Linked DNA regions of Homo sapiens: region 2 is linked to region 1. Evidence: read pairs that join two places in POLR2A ChIA-PET (ENCODE). Cell type or tissue: GM12878. All regions are shown on one strand.

The links. ChIA-PET counts read pairs that join two places held together with the same protein. Peaks named below come from ENCODE experiments on the same cell type or tissue, not always from the same donor. Only the 100,000 strongest peaks of a DNase experiment are listed, where the experiment ranks them.
Region 2: POLR2A ChIA-PET joins it to region 1 with 5 read pairs; 3 of 35 experiments call an interaction of 5 or more read pairs at or near these places.

What each region holds. Positions count from the first base shown.
Region 1 is chr2:8,925,959-8,930,958 of GRCh38, forward strand. The region is part of intron 3 of MBOAT2 (membrane bound glycerophospholipid O-acyltransferase 2); the gene reads right to left. Among named protein-coding and RNA genes, the nearest start is that of MBOAT2, 75 kb to the right of the region's middle. In GM12878, no CTCF peak of the experiment used is centred here; a DNase peak (open chromatin) is centred at 2,919.
Region 2 is chr2:9,016,690-9,021,689 of GRCh38, forward strand. It overlaps the pseudogene HMGB1P25. Among named protein-coding and RNA genes, the nearest start is that of MBOAT2, 16 kb to the left of the region's middle. In GM12878, no CTCF peak of the experiment used is centred here; no DNase peak of the experiment used is centred here.

The DNA of each region.
Region 1 (5,000 bases):
AGTAAGTGTTATTACTCCAATTTACAAAAGAGGAGTGTAGAGAGGGTAAGTAACTTGGATAATGTGACAAAGCTACTGGGCAGGAGAGCAAGGGTGAGAAGGCAGTGTGGCTCTGAAGTCTGGGTCTTAGCAACAGGTTTCTTTTGTTCTTTGTTTGTTTGTTTGTTTTGTTTTGTCTGATTTGAGACAGAGTCTCAATCTGTCTTGTCACCCAGGCTGGAGTACAGTGGTGTGATCATGGCTCACTGAAGCCTTGACCTCCTGGGCTCAAGCGATTCCCCTACCTCAGCCTTCTACATAGCTGGGACTACAGGCACACAGCACCACACACTGACCACTTGAAGTGTTAAACCACCTGAATACAAGTATAAGTAATACAGTGCAATATGTGAAGTATACAAGATGTACAAAGTAAAGTACGACTCTAGGTAGAAAACTCAACATAGAGTACAAGGCTGATTTATTAAGAAAAGGGGGAAAAGGCCTCGCCACAGAGGTCACAGGTCAACAAGGCTCTGAAAGACCAGCCAGAATTCATGTTGGGGGCAGGGGGCTCCCTGCAAATACAAAGGAACCAAGTGTTAAACAGTAGAGCATGTGTGCACTACTACAAACGGTTCATTATGGCCGGGCCTGGCTCAGTCGAGGAGCGAGTGCTGTGAACTGAGAGTGGAAAGGAAGGCAGGGGCAGTCACAACGGGTGCTGCGAAGCTGCCAAGCTAACAGAGTCTGAAGCAGAAAAGAGGCATGGTCAGACAGATACTGTAAAAATCATCTGGGCAGCAAAGCACAGCACAGACCAGAGGCCAGAGGGACTGGCTGGCAGAGTAATGTGAGATGCAGGTACCAGATGGTAAACAGCAGAAATGGGTAGAGCTGAAGACCAACAGTGGATTTGACATGGGTTGGGGGGTAACAAGAGCTAAGGGTCACCACCACCCACTTAGTGCTTACTACATGCCCCGGGCTGCTCTAAATGCTTTACAAATCTCAAGTCCTCAAAACAACTCAATAGGAAACCAAAGCACAGACAGGTCTTAGTGATGGCTAGATGTGGAGGTGAGAAGGAAGAAGGGATGATTTATTCCAGTTACCTGGGCACCTTAGAGAGAGAAAGCATAAGCAAGGAAGAGATCTGAGGCCAAGATGAGTGTGGTGTTAGGTATGCTGGGGTGGGAGCAGAAATGAGCAGGGCGAGACACGGGGCAGGAACATTCTCTGCCCAGGGACACCTGCAGACCATCAACCCCCATCTCCTTCTTCCAATGGCCATTTCTCTGCCTTCTTTTTCTTCCTTTCTGTTACTTCTTAAACACTTTACCCTATATCATTAAGGATTATCTCCCAAGAATTATCTTCATTTTAAAACTTTTCATTATACATTCATATTGTCTGCTAAGTGTGGGGACAGAGATAAAGTGAATGAATTTAATAAGGCAACTAAGATTTAGATTAATCTTTGAAAAGAATAGAATGGAAGCCGAAACCCATCAATTAAAACAATTTTCAAGAAAACTGAAGACTTAAGTGAGGTAAGAAATCATAACTGCAGTAGCTCCGTCGAGTTGCGTTTCTCTCAAACACCGGGCAGCCCAAGTACAATAGAGAGCTGTGTCCAACCGAGGCTGGGAAAGTACCCAGTGGTGCATGGAGTGCCGATGAGGCAAGGGAGATAAGGGCACAGGCAGGAGGGGTAGAGCTGGTGTTCCAGGAAGGGCAGGGCAGGAAGGCACAGCCAGGAGAACTGGGGAAGGGGAAGGAGGAGGAGCATCACCTCTAGCACACTTCCTAGGCCCTCAACTCTCGAGTCTGTCACCTATCAGTGTCAGGCAGACATCCAAATGTGGGTGGTCCTGTGGGAGTGAGACTGTGTGATCAGGCTTTTCTCATGCTGCTACAAAGAAATATCTCTGAGTAATTTACAAAGAAAAGAGGGTTAATTGGCTCACAGTTCTGCAGCCTGTACAGGGAGCATGGTACTGACATACGCTTGGCTTCTGGGGAGGTCTCGGGAAGCTTATAATCATGGCAGAAGGTGAAGGGGGAGCAGCCACATCACATGGCCAGAGCAGGAGTAAGAAAGCGGTGGGAGGTGCCACACACCTTTAAATGACCAGATCTCACAAGAATTCACTCACGACTGTGAGAACAGTATCAAAGGGACGGCGCTAAACCATTCATGAGAACCTGCCCCCGATCCAATCATCTCCCACCAGGCCCCACCTCCAACACTGGGGGTTACATTTCAACATGAGATTTGGGAGGGGACACAGATCCAAACCATATCAGTAAGCAAGCCTGACTCCAGAAGAGAGGTCTCAGCCAGTTCCAGGAGCTGCAGATTTCAGATAGAGCAGCACTAGACAAGAGAGTTAAAAGTGAGGGTGCAGAAACATGTGACGCTAACGAGGGGCTAAGGTGACCCCTGGCACAGAGGCTGGTAGGACGTCTGCCATCCAGATGACTGGGGAAGACTACAGAGCCAGCTACCCAAGAGGCATGAATGAATTCTAGAGCAGCTGTTCTTAAATTTTTTGGTCTCGGGACCCTTTTTACCCTTAAAAATTATTGAGGAAACCAAAGAAACATAACTTACATAAATAATAGCCATTGATATATACCATATTACGAATTAAAACTGAGAATTTTAAAAAATCTGTTAATTCAAGAATAATTATAATAAAATTTTTATGAAAAATATATTTCCAAAACAAAAAAAAAATTAGTGAGAAGAGTGGTACTGTCCTATATTTTTACAACTCTACTGAATGTCTGACTTAATAGTAGACCAACAGATCCTCAAATGTTTCTACTGCAAATCACATATCATATAGACTCTGGAAAGACCCCGTATGCTCTTGAGAGAATGAAAGTGAAAAAGGCAAATAATGTCTAAGTGTTATTACTATGAAAATAGTTTTGACTATACCACCTCCCTCCTAAAAAGATCTCAGGGACTCTCAGAGATCTCTGGATCAGATTTTGCAAATGACTGATCCAGAGGATGGTAAATGACAGCAATTTAGAGAGACACCAAGAACAGAACAGCCAGATAAGCCCGCAAACTGAAAGAGCGGTAAATGGAAAAGGTAGTGGGGAGGTGGGAAATTTTCTACTTATGTCAGCAGACACAAAAATAGATCTCTAAATTGGCTGGTACCTTTTTTGTATGCCAGGTGGGGATAAAAGAGTATAATAACATATCAGAATCACTGTTCCAGTCCCCCAAAATCTGGTATAACCCTTTACTTCAAAGAGGTAAAAATTACTGCTATAGAAAGTACTATTACTAATTAAAGTATGTTCTGTTACATGCATTGGGGGTAAGAAATACCACTGATTTACCCATGGCTCTTACATTTTATTTATTTGTTCATTCATTCATTCATTCATTCATTCATTCATTCATTTGAGAAAGGGTCTCACTTTGTCATCCAGGCTGAAGTGCAGTGGCACGATCTCAGCTTACTGCAGCCTCGACCTCCTAGGCTCAAGCAATTCTCCGGCCTCAGCCCCCCAAGTAGCTGGGACTGCAGGCATACACCACTATGCCCAGCTAATCTTTTGTATTTTTTGTAAAGGCCGGGTTTTGCCATGTGGCCCAGGCTGGTCTTCAACTCTTGAGCTCAAGCGATCTGCCTGCGCTGGCCTCTCAAAGTGTTAGGATTACAGGCGTGAGCCACCGCACCTGGCTGGCCCTAACATTTTATAGGAGGCATCAAACATATGCATGCATGTATCATTATAACAGAATGATTTACATTCCTTTGGGTATATATCTAGTAATGGGACTGCTGGGTCAAATGGTTATTTGAGAGGAGGTTCCAGCTGGGCTTCCTGGGTCAAGTAGGGGCTCAGAACGCTGTGAAACTCACTCATTTCCTGCATCAGGACTTGGTCCTGGATGAATAATATTGAACACATATGCTTAAAATATTCCTAACATCTGAATTTGTGCATGTGTTTTCTTCCCCAAGAAAGCTATAAACAGCGAAAATTTTGTTGTAAGCTTCCCTGTGTCCTCTCTCCCTTCCCCTCCCCTGAAACTAAAAGGAATGTTAAAAGCCCATTTTTCTGTGACCAGCAGACCTTATCTATGTCCCAGTTCCAATTCCTTGTAAACACAATTTGTAAAATCTTGTGAGATCCTGTCTCCTTTGCCATGCCGCTGCAAGGTTATAAAGTAGATAAAACTTAAGTTACAATTCCAGTTTTCCTCAAGATCTGAGACATGTTAATTGTCTTTGTTTCTCACTCTGGTAACATCTTCCTGCTGCACGTACTTCCCACCTTAAAGAGTTTAAACGGTGATCAAAAAATCTAACACTGTTCTCATTGTTCAATTCCCACCTATGAGTGAGAACATGCGGTGTTTGGTTTTTTGTCCTTGCGATAGTTTGCTGAGAATGATGGTTTCCAGCTTCATCCATGTTCCTACAAAGGACATGAACTCATCTTTTTTATGGCTGCATAGTATTCCATGGTGTATATGTGCCACATTTTCTTAATCCAGTCTATCATTGTTGGACATTTGGGTTGGTTCCAAGTCTTTGCTATTGTGAATAGTGCCACAATAAACATACGTGTGCATGTGTCTTTATAGCAGCATGATTTATAATCCTTTGGGTATATACCCAGTAATGGGACGGCTGGGTCAAATGGAATTTCTAATTCTAGATCCCTGAGGAATCGCCACACTGACTTCCACAACGGTTTGGACACAGGAAGGGGAACATCACACACCGGGGACTGTTGTGGGGTGGGGGGAGGGGGGAGGGATGGCATTAGGAGAGATACCTAATGCTAAATGACGAGTTAATGGGTGCAGCACACCAGCATGGCACAGGTATACATATGTAACAAACCTGCACGTTGTGCACATGTACCCTAAAACTTAAAGTATAAAAAAAAACAAAATCTAACACTGGCTACCTGCTCGGGACCCCTTCCATGCTGTGGAAGCTTTGTACTGTCACTCTGCTCAATAAAGCCTGCAGCTT
Region 2 (5,000 bases), 91 kb after region 1:
AATACACACTCTGAAAGGTCTGACAATTGGGAAGCATGGTGCTCCAACACAATTTTTATTATCTAAAATGTTTCTAAAGATCATAAATAGAACATAAGGTACATTTTATTCCTACATCAGTGGGTTGAATCTTTTCAAAAACAGCTGAAATCTTTTAAAAATTTGATGTGATAGTACATTAAATAGGTGTAAAATAGTGGTCAAATTAAAAGAGAACTTACTTTAATCAATGAAAGAGAAGGACTCCTTTTATGTCCACTATTTTGTTTATTTTTTTCTTTTTCTTTTTTTTTTTTTTTTTTTTTTTTTTTTTTTTTTGCCCTTCCTCTGTTGCCCAGGCTGAAATGCAGTAGCACAATCATAGCTCACTGTAACTTCAAACTCCTGGGCTCAAGTGATCCTCCAGCCACAGACTCCTGAGTAGCCGGGACTACAGGTAGGCACCACAGTGCCTGGCTAAGCTTTTAATTTTCTTTTTTGTAGAGACGGGGTCTCTTCCTGTTGCCCAGGCTGGTCTGAACTTCTGGCCTCAAGTTACCCTCCTGTCTGGGCCTCCCAAAGCACTGGGATTACAGGTGTGAACCACGACACCAATCCCCCATTATTTTCATATTTCAGTAACAAAATGTGTATTTGAACCAGACTTCTTCTTATAGCTTCAATGTGAAAACACAATTTTGATTACTCTCTCACTATATTTCTGCAATTTTTAGCCCTGAAGGGGAGGGAGAAAAAAGATTGAAACTCTATGGGCCTTTGTTCAAAATCATTAGTGGCAAAAATAAGGTAAGACATAAGAAATGAAGAATTATTAAATGAACTTTAAACTTCCAGGAACCCAGGGCACACTTAATTACCTTCACCAAGTATCTTGCAAATGTATTTCATGAGCCACAAGGGAAACGGGTGGAGTGTGGACAGACTGATATAAAACCAGCTTAACCGCTGAAAAAGACAACCCAAGCGTCTGGGGTCCCGGGTCTCAGCTTGTCTGTGCCTCTATCCAAAGTCATTATCACGACATCTATGGTACAGAAAAATTTCGTCAAATGAAATAAGGAAAGGATCTATGAATGGTTCAACAAATATGTGCAAAATGTCACTTCTAAGACTCTTGGACACCCCCCCAAAATTATTGTTTTTTTTTTTTTAACTTAGGAGCGTTTGGAATGTCAACAAAACAGCTGCAACTTTTTTTTTTTTTTGCAATTATAGAGTGGTATTCAGAACAACAATGCTAACAGAACAACAATTATTTCCTATAAGCTGCATCAGAGACAACTGAAGATGAAAAAGCTACCATCCCTGTATATAACTAATTTGTTCTGTACACCAACAAGGACTTGCTTTACATTTGCCTGTCAATTTACAATCCCCATACTGTACCAGGCAAGGCTAGTGGCTATTGAAAATACCACCAAGACAGGGTTATTTAAAGACATATTTGGTAATGTAACTGTACAAAAAAAGACACTGTACAGTTTAAAAACAAATCTTACACAGCCTTATATTTCAGAGTTTTTTTCTTTAAAAGGAGTGAATTATGTACGGGGTGGTTAAATGCTTTATAGACAAGGAAAAACTGCACTAAAACCAACTTAGTCATCATCATCTTCTTCATCTTCCTCCTCCTCATCATCCTTTTCATCTTCCTCCTCTTCCTTCTTTGCTTTTTTCAGTCGTGATGACTCTTTTTTTTCCTGCTGCATCCAGTTTTCCTTTAGCTGAGTATGCAGCAATAAGCAATATCGTTTTTGTATTTTTCCTTCAGCTTTGCAGTCTTCTTTTTACAAGATTGCCTTTCACCAGCAGCACTGTTATTCTACACCTCTCTGTTTCTTTACAACATCACCAATGGACACACCAGGATGTTCTCCTTTAATGTTGGAGTCCAGAACAAGAAAAAGGCCGAAGGAGGCCTCTTGAATGCATTGGGATCCCGGAGCTTCTTTTTTATTTCTCCTTTGGGAGGGATGTAGGTTTCATTTCGCTTTCATTTCACAGGCCTGGTCTGCCTGTGCCATGTCCTCAGATTTTGCTTTCTCTTTAGCTGACGTGACCTTCCACTTCCCTGAGCACTTCTTAGAAGGCTCTGAGAAGCTGACGGAACCATCTGGGTGCTGCTTCTTGTGCTCCTCCTGGCCAGTTTGCACAAAGGATGCCTGTGATGACATTCTGCCTCTCGGCTTTTTAGGATCGCCTTTGCCCATAGTTAGTTATGTTTCCTTGGCAAGGCACAGCCTCGCCCCATGCCCATCCGGCTCTCGTGGGCTCCTGGCGCAGTCTCTATGAAACTCAATGTAGTGCCATGCTGTTGAATCTTTTTTAATAGCTGAAACCTGTTATCATATCAATTGACATATATACACACATTAAAAATCTCAAAATTGGCTGGGCGCAGTGGCTCAAGCCTGTAATCCTAGCACTTGGGAGGCCAAAGCGGGCAGATCACCTGAGGTCAGGAGTTTCAGACCAGCCTGGCCAACATGGTGAAACCCCATTTCTACTAAAAATATAAAAATTAGCTAGGTGTGGTGGTGCATGCCTGTAATCCCAGCTACTCAGGAGGCTGAGGCAGGAGAATCACTTGAACCAGGGAGGTGGAGGTTGCAGTAAGCTGAGATGGTGCCATTGCACTCCAGCCTGGGCAACAGAGCTAGCCTCTGTCAAAAAAAAAAAAAATCTCAAAATGGTTTCCTAACCCAAAATTGTTTACATTTTCATCTAGAACATTAAACTGCTGAAACATAACCACACAAATACTGAACCACTGATTTTAGAACAGGAAAAGCCACCTACTGCCCTCCAATTTAACAAACAGGAAAACTGAGGCACAGAGACTTATGTTAGTTTGCCAAGTTCACAGAGCAATTGAGTGGCAGAGCAAAGACTTTAAGCCAAATCTTGGTACCCAGAGCTTTCCAAACCCCATGCAGAGCACCTGCCCTGTGCCAGCATTCTACAAGGGACACGAGAGAGTTACAAAGAGCATGCGGAGGACTTCCTATGAAACCAAGAAGGCAAAATCCAGACTTCTACACCCCAAACAACCTGCGACAACCAACAACACAAGGCTGTACGTGATAATTAAACAAAAACAAAAACAAACAAAACAGTAAAGCGCTGTGGGATTTAGAAAGGGGAGATGATTTAGGTTTGAGAATTAAACAGTTTCATGGGCTATATCTTAGAATGGTAGAACTTCTTAACTTTTGTTTGAAAATAATTTCAGCCTTAAAATAATTACGAAAATAAAAATAGTACAAGGAACATTTGTATACCCTTTATCCAGATTTGGATTCACCGGTTGTTAACATTTTACCTCATTTGCTTTATCATAGATGCTTGCTCTTTATTTATTTATTTCTTTTACACACACTTTAAAAAAATTATTTAAGGGTAAGTTACATACATTATGGCCCATTACCACTAAATACTTCAATGTATATTTTTTAAGGTTAGGATTTTTTCTTAAATAACCACAGTACAGTTATCAACTTCATAAATTATATTGATACATAACGCATTTCTCTAATCTATCAATCTATAATCCATTTTCCGATTTTTTCCCTTCATCTAGTAGCATTTTTTAAGGCGCTTTTCCCAGTACAGGATCCAGGTCAAATATTGCATTTGTTATTGAGGCTCTTTAGCCTCCTTGAAACCACAGGCTTTCTTTGACCTTCATGACACTGACGCTTTTGGAGACTATGGTTTTAGTTCCCACTATTTTTACCATGATAACAGTACTTATTTGTGCTTATCTGCTGTTCCTTTGTGGTTACACTGGGTTTATGTGTTCTTGGCCAGAAGACGGCACAGGCAAGGTTGTGTTCTTTTCAGGGTATCGCATCTGGTAGCACATGATATCCACCTGTCCTTCATAGGCGATGCTTATTTTGATCATCTAGTTAAGGTGTTGTCTGATCTTTCCAGTCTATAGTTATGATTTATTTTTCTCCCTTGTAACCAATAATGAGTTTTATTAGAGACTGGCACATTAAGAACTTACAAATATCTTGCTTCTCATCAATATTTCCCTTACACTTAGCAGCTGTTAATTGCTGGAGCCAACATTGAACGTGATGGTTACAAAATTAGGATTTTCCAACTCCAACGCTCCCACCATAGTTTCCATTTGGCTTTGACATTTTGGTATAAGCAAGAGACCTACCTCATTCTCCCTCCTTCTCCTCTATATCTATCTATCTATCTGTTTATCTATCTATCTACCTATTTATCTATCTACCTGTCTATCATCTATCAACATATCCTTCTCTCTTTTTTCCTTCTTCCTCCTTTTCTTTCATATATATTTATTATTGGTCTAAACTCATGAATTCCTGTATTATTTATAATTCATTACTGTACTTTTTAATTTTGGTGGCAAATGGTAACAGATTTGGCCAGTGAGATCCCCTTGAATGTCCCTATAATTTGTGTGTGTGTGGGCATGCTTTCTTACTTCCTAGCGCATGGACCACTTCTGGAACAATAAGTTCCAGACTCATCTTGAAGATACTGTGCCTTAGTTCTGGGGGAGGAAATAATCTGGAAAAACACAATCTCCTATACTTGGATCTTTGTATAGTTTCTAAAGACGGGTAGAATTTTGATAGGTAGGGAGAATAGAAACTAGCATTGTAGCATATGCAGAAAAGGAATATAGATGCTAAGCACAGGGAAAGGGTTTCCCTTTTCCTTCTAGATTAATCAGGGTTCTTCAGAGTAACAGAACCAATGGAATACACAGAGATATACAAAAGGAGATTTATTATGGGAATTGGTTCAAATGACTGTGAAGGCCAAGAAGTCCCATGGTCTGCCCTCAAGCTTGAGACCCAGGGAAGCCAGTGTGTCTGAGTCCAAAGGCCTCAGAACCAGGAGCACCAATGTCTGAGGGCAGGAGAAAATGGATGTCCTGGCTCAGGAAGGAGAGAGATTTCACCCTTCCTCTGCCTTTTTCTTCTATTTGGACCCTTAATGGAGTGGATGATGTC